Regions from separate parts of the Homo sapiens genome. Here region 1 is linked to region 2. Evidence: read pairs that join two places in POLR2A ChIA-PET (ENCODE). Cell type or tissue: B cell. All regions are shown on one strand. Links, peaks and the distances in the headings refer to the core of each region. The heading gives the core; the rest is flanking DNA. Region 1 overlaps GPR107 (G protein-coupled receptor 107). Region 2 overlaps FNBP1 (formin binding protein 1).

Region 1 (5,381 bases), core at 70-5,069, 50 kb before region 2:
GGCCGCGGCGGACGGATCACCTGAGGTCAGGAGTTTGAGACCAGCCTGGCCAACATGGTGAAACCCCGTCTCTACTAAAAGTACAAAAATAAGCCAGGCTTGCTGGCAGGCATCTGTTAATCCCAGCTACTTGGGAGGCTGAGGCAGGAGAATCGCCTGAACCTGGGAGGCAGAGGTTGCAGTAAGCGGAGATTGCACCATTGCACTCCAGCCTGGGGGACAAGAGCAAGACTTTATCGCAAAAAACAAAACAAAACAAAAATAGTAATAATAATAATAATGATAATAACAACAGCATCACAACTCCCAGTTTTCAGAGTCTTCCAAGAACTAGGTTATGTGCCAAGGGCTTTACCTATGATTTCTGACCCTCGCTCAGCTCAGTGTGGTTAAGAGAAGCAGCCCCACGGTAGCGATGAAGACACCAGTTCAGAGGAGAAATGACTACCTGAGGCCAAGCAGACTATAGCTAATAAAGCTGGGGCTTCAAACTAGATCTGATATGAGAGCCATTTTCACATTATCATTTCCTAACAAGGGAAAGTAATCATGATACAACATTAAATGTAAAAAGCTATATTCAGTAACATTTGATAGAAAAAAAAAGGGTGAGGGGCCAGGCGAGGTGGCTCTCGCCTATAATCCCAACATTTTGGGAGACTGAGGCAGGCAGACTGCTTGAGCCCAGGAGTTTGAAACCACCCTAGGCAACAGAGAAACCCCATCTCTAGCAAAAAAAAAAAAAAAAATTAGCCAGTTGTGGTGGCATCCTAGCTATTCAGGAGGCTGAAGTGGGACGATTGCTTTAGCCCAGGATGTCGAGGCTGCAGTGGGCTGGGACTGCATCACTGCACTCCAGCCTGCGCCACAGAGTGTGACTCTGTCTCAAAAAAAAAAAAAAAAAAGAAAAAAAAAAAGTTAGGACTGGGCCTGGTGACTCTCATCTATAATCCCAACACTTTGGGAGGCTGAGGTGGGAGGGTCACTTGAGGACAGGAGTTCAAGACCAGCCTGGGCAACACAGAAAGACCCCCACCTCTACAAAACATTTTAAAATTTGGCCAGGCGTGGTGGCATGCAACTGTAGCCACAGCTACTGGGGATGCTGAGATGGAGGATCCCCTGAGCCCAGATGTTTGAGGCTACTGTGAGCTATGATTACACCACTGCACTCCAGCCTGGGAGACAAAGCAAGGCTATCTCCAAAAAAAAGAAAAAAAGAAAAAAAAATTGTTACCCACAATCCCACTGGCACTGACTTTTTTATACTTTCGTGAATTTCTTTCAAGTCTTTCATAAATAAGGGCAAATATATATCCTTTCAACTTTTTCTTTTTGGCTAGGCGCGGTGGCTCACGCCTGTAATCCCAGCACTTTGGGGGGTCAAGGCAGGTGGTTCACCTGAGGTCTGGAGTTTGAGGCCCTCCTGGCCAACATGGCGAAACCTCATCTCTACAAAAAATACAAAAAGTAGCCAAGCATGGTGACACATGCCTGTAATCCCAGCTACGTGGGAGGCTGAGGCAGGAGAATAACTTGAACCTGGGAGGCGGAGCTTATAGTGAGCCGAGATCACGCCACCGCACTCTAGCTTGGGCGAAAGAGCGAGACTCTGTCTCAAAATAAATAATAAATAAATAGCCAGGAGTAATAGCAGGTGCCTGTGATGCTAGCTACTCAGGAGGCTAATGCAGAAGGATCACTTGAGCCCCGTATTTTAAGGCCGGCCTGGGCAACATGGTGAAAACCCATCTCTACCAAAAAAAAAAAAAAAAAATTAGCCGGGTGTGGTGGTGCAAGCCTATGGTCCCAGCTACTCAAGAGGCTGAGGTGGGAGGACAGTTTGGGCCCACGAGGCCAAATGAGCCAAGATCATGCCACTGCACTCCAGCCTGGGCAACAGAGCAAGACCCTGTCTCAAAAAAATTTAAAAAAAAAAAAAAAAAAAAAAAAAAAGAGGCCAGGCACGGTGGCTTATGCCTGTAATCTCAGCACGATGGGAGGCCAAGGTGGGCAGATACCCTTAGGTCAGTTTGAGACCAGCCTGGCCAACATGATGAAACCCCATCTCTACTAAAAATACAAAAATTTGCCGGGTGTGGTGGTGCATGCCTGTAGTCCCAGCTACTAGAGAAGCTGAGGCAAGAGAATCGCTTGAACCCGGGAGGCAGAGTTTTCAGTGAGCTGAGATCGTGCCACTGCACTCCAGCATGGGTGACAGAGTGAGACTCTGTCTCAAAAAATAAATAAAATAAAAAGAAAGAAAGTACTGTTGCCAATAATATCTGTAGGACCTTCACCTAACCTGTTCCCCACCTCCATTTTAAGCTATCGTGTCATGTCAAATAAGATATGTATGGAAGTGACTTCGTAAACTATACCTCACTATAAAAGTCATAGAGGCATAGATATCTTGAGACTGAAGAAAGTACAAGCGAGGAGGATGTGACAAAGCAGCATGAGGATAACAATACCAGATACAAGCAATGGAGATACAGCTACCTTCTCCACTTCCACCCTATCATTTCCATTAGCACTGACACAGGCAATGGAGGTTCAGCTACATTCTCAAACTCCAGCCTATCATTTCCATTAGCACTGACACCGTGGTAAAGGGTGCCTGTTTCACCAAGGATTTCAGAGACTGCAAGCACTTGACCTTGTCTCCAGTACTACACTAAGAGCTTCATACATCACCTCAAGTTCTTACAACTCTATGAGGCAAGTAGCCTCAAACATGTCCATTTGGTAGATGAGGAAACAGAGGCTCAGAGTTAAAACTTGCATAAAATCATTAGGCTAGTAGATGGCAGGGCCAGTAACCTAACTCAGAATTAAGTCCCAAATCTATTTTTTTAACTACCACATACTTTTTACAACCAAATAAAAAGTATATCCTAGGGCAGGGCACGCTGGCTCACACCTGTAATCCCAGCACTTTGGGAGGCCGAGGCAGGCAGATCACTTGAGCTGAGGAGTTTGAGACCAGCCTGGGCAACATGGTGAAACCCCATCTCTGCCAAAAATACAAAAAATTAGCTGGGTGTGGCAGTGTGCACCTGTGGTCCCAGCTACTCAGAAGGCTGAGGATCACTTGAACCCATCCAGGAGGCGGAGGCTGCAGTGAGCCAAGATTGCGCCACAGCACTCCAGCCTGGGTGACAAAGCAAAACCTCGTCTCAAAAAAAATAAAAAAGAGGACATACTGTTTTGATGTATTTGCTCTTTTCTTCCTCACTTTAAAAACGGTTGTTTTATACTGACAGTTCTGCTATTTTAACTAAATGTCAGAACTTCTGCACCGACTTCATATTAAACTGCTTTCAGTCATAAAAAAAATAGAGTAATGATACCTCAATTTAGTTTTTCTTATAAACTGAATTTTAGAAAATAAGAAATACAGTAACACTTAACTGAGCTAGCTTCACCTCACCAACTGGGGGTCTACAGACTTATATTAACCCACATGTTATACATGGCTAACACAGTGTTTTGTTTTACTTTTGTTTTTAAATTTGAATCAGTTGCCAATGAATTCCGCGTAAAAACATGAATTTCCAGCTTCTCTTATTTAAAAAAAGAGAAGAAAAAAAAAGCCACAAGATCCAGAGCTTGTAGGCCACGTTCCAGTACAATAAGAACCCATTCTCTGGAGCAACGAGCAGGGGCCACTGTGGCAGGAGCCTGTGCTCTTCTGCTACCCCTTCCCCTGCGGTCTCACTGAGCCAGCCGACTTACAAAACCAAGCTGGCTTCTAACCGCATCTTGAATTTGTGACCACTGATCAAAACAAAAATCAGATCCAAAAGGTAAGCAAAAAGTACCTTCAGGCACCACAAGCAATTTCTCTACTAATACAGAAAAAAAAAAAAAAGAAAACAAGAATAAGACTACCAATCATGGCTGAGCTCGATGGCTCGCACCTGTAATCCCAGCACTTTGGGGGGCTGAGGTGGGAGGATCACTTGAAGTCAGAAGTTTGAGCCTGGCCAATATGGTGAAACCTCATCTCTACTGAAAATACAAAAATTAGCCAGGCGTGGTGGCGCCCGCTTGTAATCCCAGCTGCTTGGGAGGCTGGGGCAGGAGGATCACTTGGACTTGGGAGGCAAAGGTTGCAGTGAGCCAAGATTAGACCACTGCACTCCAGCCTGGATGACAGAGTGAGACTGTCTCAAAAAAAAAAAAGGGGGCGGTGGGGGGGGACTACCAGTCATTAGCTGCCTTCTATTAGTGGTAGGAGAAACTAACCTAAGAAGTTTAATATTATAATTCTTGGCTCATTGCACATACATAGCAATTCACAAATGGAATGGGGTCAAATTCACTCACATAACAAAAATCCACCAGCTAAGCACATGAAGTGAGAGAAGAACTACACAGAAGACTGAGCTGCTGGCAAACGGGCTGTCTTCTCAGACAGTCACTGAGGGCTTTAGGCACTGGAAGCTTACCCAGTGCAGGTAAAATGGAAGGTGCGCTAACCTGGGTTCAAACTCTGACTCCTCCACTTATTTAACCAGAGCTCCATTTTCTTAAGTTATAAAGCAGGGATAATAACATCTATCTCAAGGGGCTGCTACGAGGAGTCGAATAAAAAGCATCAAATATTTAGCACAGTCTCTGACTTATCACAGATGCTTTAATAACAAGCAGCTATTACTATCACTTAATATTTGGATTTTATAGGACACTTCATTTTCCCCAAATAAGCTCAAAACAGTTATCATTATTAGCTCAGTAGTCTCAACCTTTCTGCGTACACAGCACAGTCTCATTATACTAGAACTCTCTCTGCATACATAAGAGGGAAGAAAGATTTAAAAGGACACTAAATGTATCAACACTATCTCCCTCAGTGTCACATTCTCCCAGCTCTCTTCCTATTGTCCTTCCATCCAAGTCAGCTTGAGTAAGCTCTTGGCTGCCATAACCAAGCTCTTTTTTTTTTTTTGGAGACGGAGTCTCGCTCTGTCGCCCAGGCTGGAGTGCAGTGGCGCCATCTCGGCTCACTGCAAGCTCCGCCTCCTGGGTTCACGCCATTCTCCCGCCTCAGCCTCCCGAGTAGTTGGGACTACAGGCGCCCGCCACCACACCCGGCTAATTTTTTTGTATTTTTAGTAGAGACGGGGTTTCATCGTGTTAGCCAGGATGGTCTCGATCTCCTGACCTCGTGATCTGCCTGCCTCGGCCTCCCAAAGTGCTGGGATTACAGGCATGAGCCACCGCGCCCGGCCAAGCAAGCTCTTTTCTACACTCCCAAGACAAAGCCCAGTGTGCTGGGCTTGACCACACACTGCTGCGACAGTACACTGTCTCCTTTTCTACCTCACTGGGTCCACATGGCCAACTAAAAATTCTGGACAGACATGGCTAACCTA
Region 2 (5,381 bases), core at 239-5,238:
GACATTGCAGTGAGCTGAGATCGCGCCACTACACTCCAGCCTGGTGATAGAGTGAGACTCCGTCTCAAAAAAAAAAAAAAGTTAATTTTATGTTAGATGAATTTCACCTCAAATTAAAAAGAAGAGAAAGAGGCTGGGTGCAATGGCTCACGCCTGTAATCCTAGCACTTTGGGAGGCTGAGGCGGGTGGATCACTTGAGCCCAGGAGTTTGAGACCAGCCTGGCCAACATGGTGAGACCTTGTCTCTACAAAAATACAAGTTAGCCAGGCATGGTAGCCTGCACCTGTGGTCCCAGCTACTTGGGAGGCTTAGGTGGGAGGATCACCTGAGCCCAGGAGGTCAAGGCTGTAGTGAGCCAAGATAGCACCACTACACTCCAGCCTGGGCAACAGAGCAAGACCTTGTTTCAGGAAAAAACAACAGGTTAGTACTGGGCATCTTAGCTATCTCTTAGACGACAAAGGGCTAATTTGGGATGGACACTCCTTGGTGTTTGGAAATTTAAAAGCCAATGCAAATGCTGTATAAAACAATTGATCTTTAACGGTTCAGCGGGATCTATAAATTTTCTCCTGAGTAATGAAAGATTGCTGTGTTTTTTTTTGAAGTCTCCTTAATGATTGTCTGTGTACTTACTCCCTGTTGCAAAACAGGTAATGAGAGTATATTAGGTGCTATTTTAAAATACACCCACAACATTAAACTAAATTCAAATAATTAATTGGAAATTGTTATTTCTGCAAAGTAATTTCCACCAAATCAGTCATTAAGCTATCTACTAAAACCAGTATTTAGTGGCTTTTAGTCAAGTTGGCTAATGGTAGACTTCTCATGGCACGTGGGAGAAGTAAGCTGAAGTAGCAGAAAATGGTATTTGCAGTGAGTGTTCAAGGCGAACTTTTAAAAATACTTTACAGTAATTACAGCATGTGGCTGAAAATAACTATTTGGTTCTTTTTTTAAACCACTATAGTTAGATGGACTATAAACATCATTCAGTTTCCCTGTGTTGTGATTCATTTCCACAAACATGTATTGTGCCAGGCACTGATTTAGGTGCCACAAAAAATAGATAAGAAATGGCTTGACAACTGTCCTTAAGTTTAATAGGCATGAGATTTCTAGATACTGCTCTACTAATGTGTCATTGCCTACAACTCACCTGTTCTGAATGACCACTTTTTTTGTTATCCTATATCAGAAGTACTTGGAAAAAAATAACCAGCAATTTGACGTTTTGGAGAAATGTTTTATTCTCTTCTGTTTTTCACCAACCAAGCAAGCAGCAGTGATGTTTTGTTTTTTTAAAAATCAGAGGCAGGGATCTGAGTATTTCATAGGGATTTCAGTTCGTTTCAGTGATAGAGGATGTTGGCACTAAGTCTAAGTACCACAACCTAACGGGGCCATCTCATTTTACATTCCCCGTTGTTCCTGCAATGGGAACGAAGGCCTGAAAGCTGCCTGCCACATGAGAAAAATGGCAGCTTTTCAAAGTTCTCGAATGTTAACCTCCCTTGAATCTGTTAAGGCATTCAGAGCACAGTGCAAGAAACTTAAGGTTTGAATTGGACTGTGTCTCCGCTGAGTTGGCGTAGCATATTAATTTTCTATTTCTATTGGTAACTTTTGTTGTTGCTAAATTCTTAGTACCTTTTGGTTTTATGTTGATGCGAAGTAGTTTAAGTGTTACAGAAACAGTGGCTTTAAAGTTATGGTATTGCTTTTCTCAAATAGGCAGCACTTAGTAAAACAAAAAGAAAAAAAATTGCCTAATAAGCTGGGCACGCTGGCTCACTCCTGTAATCCCAGCACTTTAGGAGGCCAAGGCGGGTGGATCACTTGAGACCAGGAGTTCGAGACCAGCCTGACCAACATGGTGAAACCCTGTCTCTACTAAAAATACAAAAATTAGCCGGGCGTGGTGGCGGGCGCCTGTAATCCCAGCTACTTGGGAGGCTGAGGCAACAAGAATCACTTGAAACCTGGAGGCAGAGGTAAGCAGTGAGCCAAGGTCGCGCTACAGCACTCCAGCCTGGGCTACAAAGCTAGACTCCATCTCAAAAGAAACGAAAAAGAAAAGTCAAAAGACCATTCTGGAGTCCTCTGATGAAATGAGATCTATGTCGTTGGTATGAAAATGAACATCATTCACATTGTTTCCTAGGCAGAGTCACTGCTTTTGATGCTATTTGTATCATGGTAGCGTTTTGACAGCCAACAGGAATTTCCTTCTTAGTATTCACATTGAGAAATGTGATTAAACATCATTCTGTTGCCTAAAAGGCAAATCAGCAGCTAGAACAGCTTTAAAAGGGACCATGGCAGCCACTCTCAAGTTCTGTAGCCTTTTTTGTTTTGTTTTGTTTTTAATCTAATGAGGTCCTGTGAAAATAGCCCAGTGTTTGCATAGATAAAATAAGCATTGTGGGCCGGGCGCGGTGGCTCACGCCTGTAATCCCAGCACTTTGGGAGGCACTCCAACCTGGGTGATGAAGCGAGACTCCGTTTCAAAAAAATGAAAATAAAAAATAATAAATAAGTAAATAAAATAAGCATTATGCATTTGACCACTTGAAAAAAATGAGGTTTCTCTCTGGCTAGCCATTACTCCAAAGATCAAAACAAACAACAAAACAAGCAAGAGTGGTTATCATTTATTTCTTTCCAGTTAACTATTGCCAAATTTGAATTTATATGGCAGATTTTGGTTCCAGATGGAGCAGTCATGATGATCTGCTTTTGGAAGTTCACTCATTGATTTTTGTAAACTTCAGCAAGTTACAAAATTGATATTCCAAAATATTTTCTTAAATCACTCCAAAGTTGTATCTTTCATCTGACATCACTATTGAACCTATAAAGACTTTTTATGAAACCTATGCAATCTAATTGTTAGTTTAATCCAAAAAAAATCATTTGGCTGGCTTATGATCATTTTTATCTGGGGGAGAAATATAACAATTTGATCTTTTTTTTTTTTTTTTTGAGACAGAGTCTTGCTGTGTCGCTAGGCTGGAGTGCAGTGGCGCGATCTCGGCTCACTGCAACCTCCGTCTCCTGGAAGTCTAACTCTCATCCAGGCGGGAGTGGAGTGCCTTGACGCAGTCTTGGCTGACTGCAACCTCTGCCTCCCAGACTCAAGCGATCCTCCCACCTCGGCCTCCTGAGTAGCTGGGACCACAGATGCAGGCCACCATGCCCGGCTAATTTTTTTGTATTTTTGGTAGAGACAGGGTTTCACCATATTGCCCAAGCTGGTCTTGAACTTATGAGCTCAGGCGATCCACTTGCCTCGGCTTCCCAAAGTGCTGGGATTACAGGCGTGAGTCTCTGTGCCCAGCCCTAATCATCTTTTTTGATATATTATTTTACTGTTTCTAGCTAGCAAAAGATGATTCTTGCTTGCTTAAAATAAAGTCCCCACTTCAGGTTTTCAGGGAACAAGAATTTACAGTTTGTAGAAATTCTCCTTGTACAATTTAGCTACACTATATTCTTATTTTTTATGTGATAAGCAACTGTACTTAAAAGTAGACTATCTTGGCTGGACATGGTGGCTCATGTCTGCAATCTCAGCACTTTGGGAGGCAGAGATGGGCGGGTGACTTGAGGTCAGGAGTTCGAGACCAGCCTGGGCAGCATAGTGAGCTGAGATCACGCACCAGTGCACTCCAGCCTGGGTGACAGAGTGAGACTGTCTCTAAATAAATAAATAAATAAATAAATAAATACCCAAATGAGTAAACTAAAAATTTACAGCACTATTGGTCACACCAAGTCTTTTATTGCAAGGAAGAGGGAGGTTTGTAGGCTCTACAGCCTGAGACGCTAGAGCTGGCTGCCTGCATGCCTGTCACAGGGTTTCTGTCTTACTAGTAGGGGTGAAGTCACTTCACTGCTATGTTAGTTTCCTCATCGGTAAATGGAAATAATAATAGTATTGTACTTAATGCAACAGAACTATTCACTTAAAAATGATTAACATGGCAAATTGTATGATATATATATACACATACACACACACACACACTTTAAACACACTTTTTTTTTTAAACAAAAGGGAAGAGTATTAGCCGGGCCCAGTGGCTCAGGCCTGTAATCCCAGCACTTTGGGAGGCCGAGGTGGGTGGATCACAAGGTCAGGAGATCGAGACCATCCTGGCTAACACAGTGAAACTCTGTCTCTACTAAAAATATTAAAAAATTAGCCAGGCGTGGTGGCAGGTGCCTGTAGTCCCAGCTACTTGGGAGGCTGAGGCAGGAGAAGGGCATGAACCCAGGAGGCAGAGCTTGCAGTGAGCCGAGATTGCACCGCTGCACTCCAGCCTGGGCGACAGAGTGAAACTCTGTCTCAAAAAAAAAAAAAAAAGAAGAGTGTTGTATTGGGGAGGTAAAAAAAAAAAAAAAAAAAAACCACGTTAGACCAGACCATGATGTCCATTGTTTTTTATTTTTTTGATGGAGTCTCACTCTGTCACCCGGGCTGGAGTGCAGTAGTGCGATCTTAGCTCACTGCAACCTCTGCCTTCCGGGTTCAAGTGATTCTCCTGCCTTAGCCTCCAGAGTAGCTGGGACTACAGGCACCCACCACCATACCTGGGTAATTTTTGTATTTTTAGTAGAGACTGGGTTTCGCGATGTTGGCCAGGCTGGTCTTGAACTCCCAACCTCAAGTGATCCTCCTGCCTTGGCCTCCCAAAGTGCTGAGATTACAGGCGTGAGCTACCGCACCCAGCCTGGATTTGTTTTTAAAACATGATATTAGTGTGTTAATTACATTCACATTTGCCTAGAAGAAATTTGTAACAGAAATAGGAGCTCAAAACATTGAAATGAGATGAAGCAACAAATAATTTAAAGCCACTTAAAAATAGAGCCAAACATGGTGGGATTTCTTTGAAATATCTGTTAATGTTTATTTTTTAAAGCTGAATACTGTTCAGTTATTAAGTAGAACCAACTACCCGTGTATAATTAATGAAAAGAAAACACTTGTGCTAGGTTTATAGGTATATAAACACTTAGATATCTCACATTCTTTGGCAACAGCTTAGGGAAGGCAGCCATGTACTAGAGACTTTTAGCTTTTTTTTGCAGCTGATCTCAGGGACTTGAAGAACTCCTTATGGTATGATTGAATTATTTTTTAATAGGTAAAATTCTCACGTTATTGCATGCTCTTCATAAATTACCTTTTTTTTAAAAGAGATGGGGTCTTGCTATGTTGCTGAGGCTGGTCTCAATCTCCTGTGCTCAAGTGATTCTCCCACCTCAGCCTACCAAAGTGTTGTCATTATAGACATGAGCCACCCTGCTCTGCCAAATGACATTTTTAACAGCTCCATGAGATCAGGGGACTCTTCTGTTCACAGTTAC

The links. ChIA-PET counts read pairs that join two places held together with the same protein. Peaks named below come from ENCODE experiments on the same cell type or tissue, not always from the same donor. Only the 100,000 strongest peaks of a DNase experiment are listed, where the experiment ranks them.
Region 1: POLR2A ChIA-PET joins it to region 2 with 9 read pairs; 12 of 35 experiments call an interaction of 5 or more read pairs at or near these places.

Annotation. Positions count from the first base shown.
Region 1 is chr9:130,066,560-130,071,940 of GRCh38, reverse strand. The region is part of intron 1 of GPR107 (G protein-coupled receptor 107); the gene reads right to left. Among named protein-coding and RNA genes, the nearest start is that of GPR107, 15 kb to the right of the region's middle. In B cell, for the core only: no CTCF peak of the experiment used is centred there; no DNase peak of the experiment used is centred there; H3K27ac peaks cover 1,703 bases.
Region 2 is chr9:130,016,909-130,022,289 of GRCh38, reverse strand. All of the region lies in intron 1 of FNBP1 (formin binding protein 1), which reads left to right. Among named protein-coding and RNA genes, the nearest start is that of FNBP1, 24 kb to the left of the region's middle. In B cell, for the core only: no CTCF peak of the experiment used is centred there; no DNase peak of the experiment used is centred there; H3K27ac peaks cover 4,809 bases.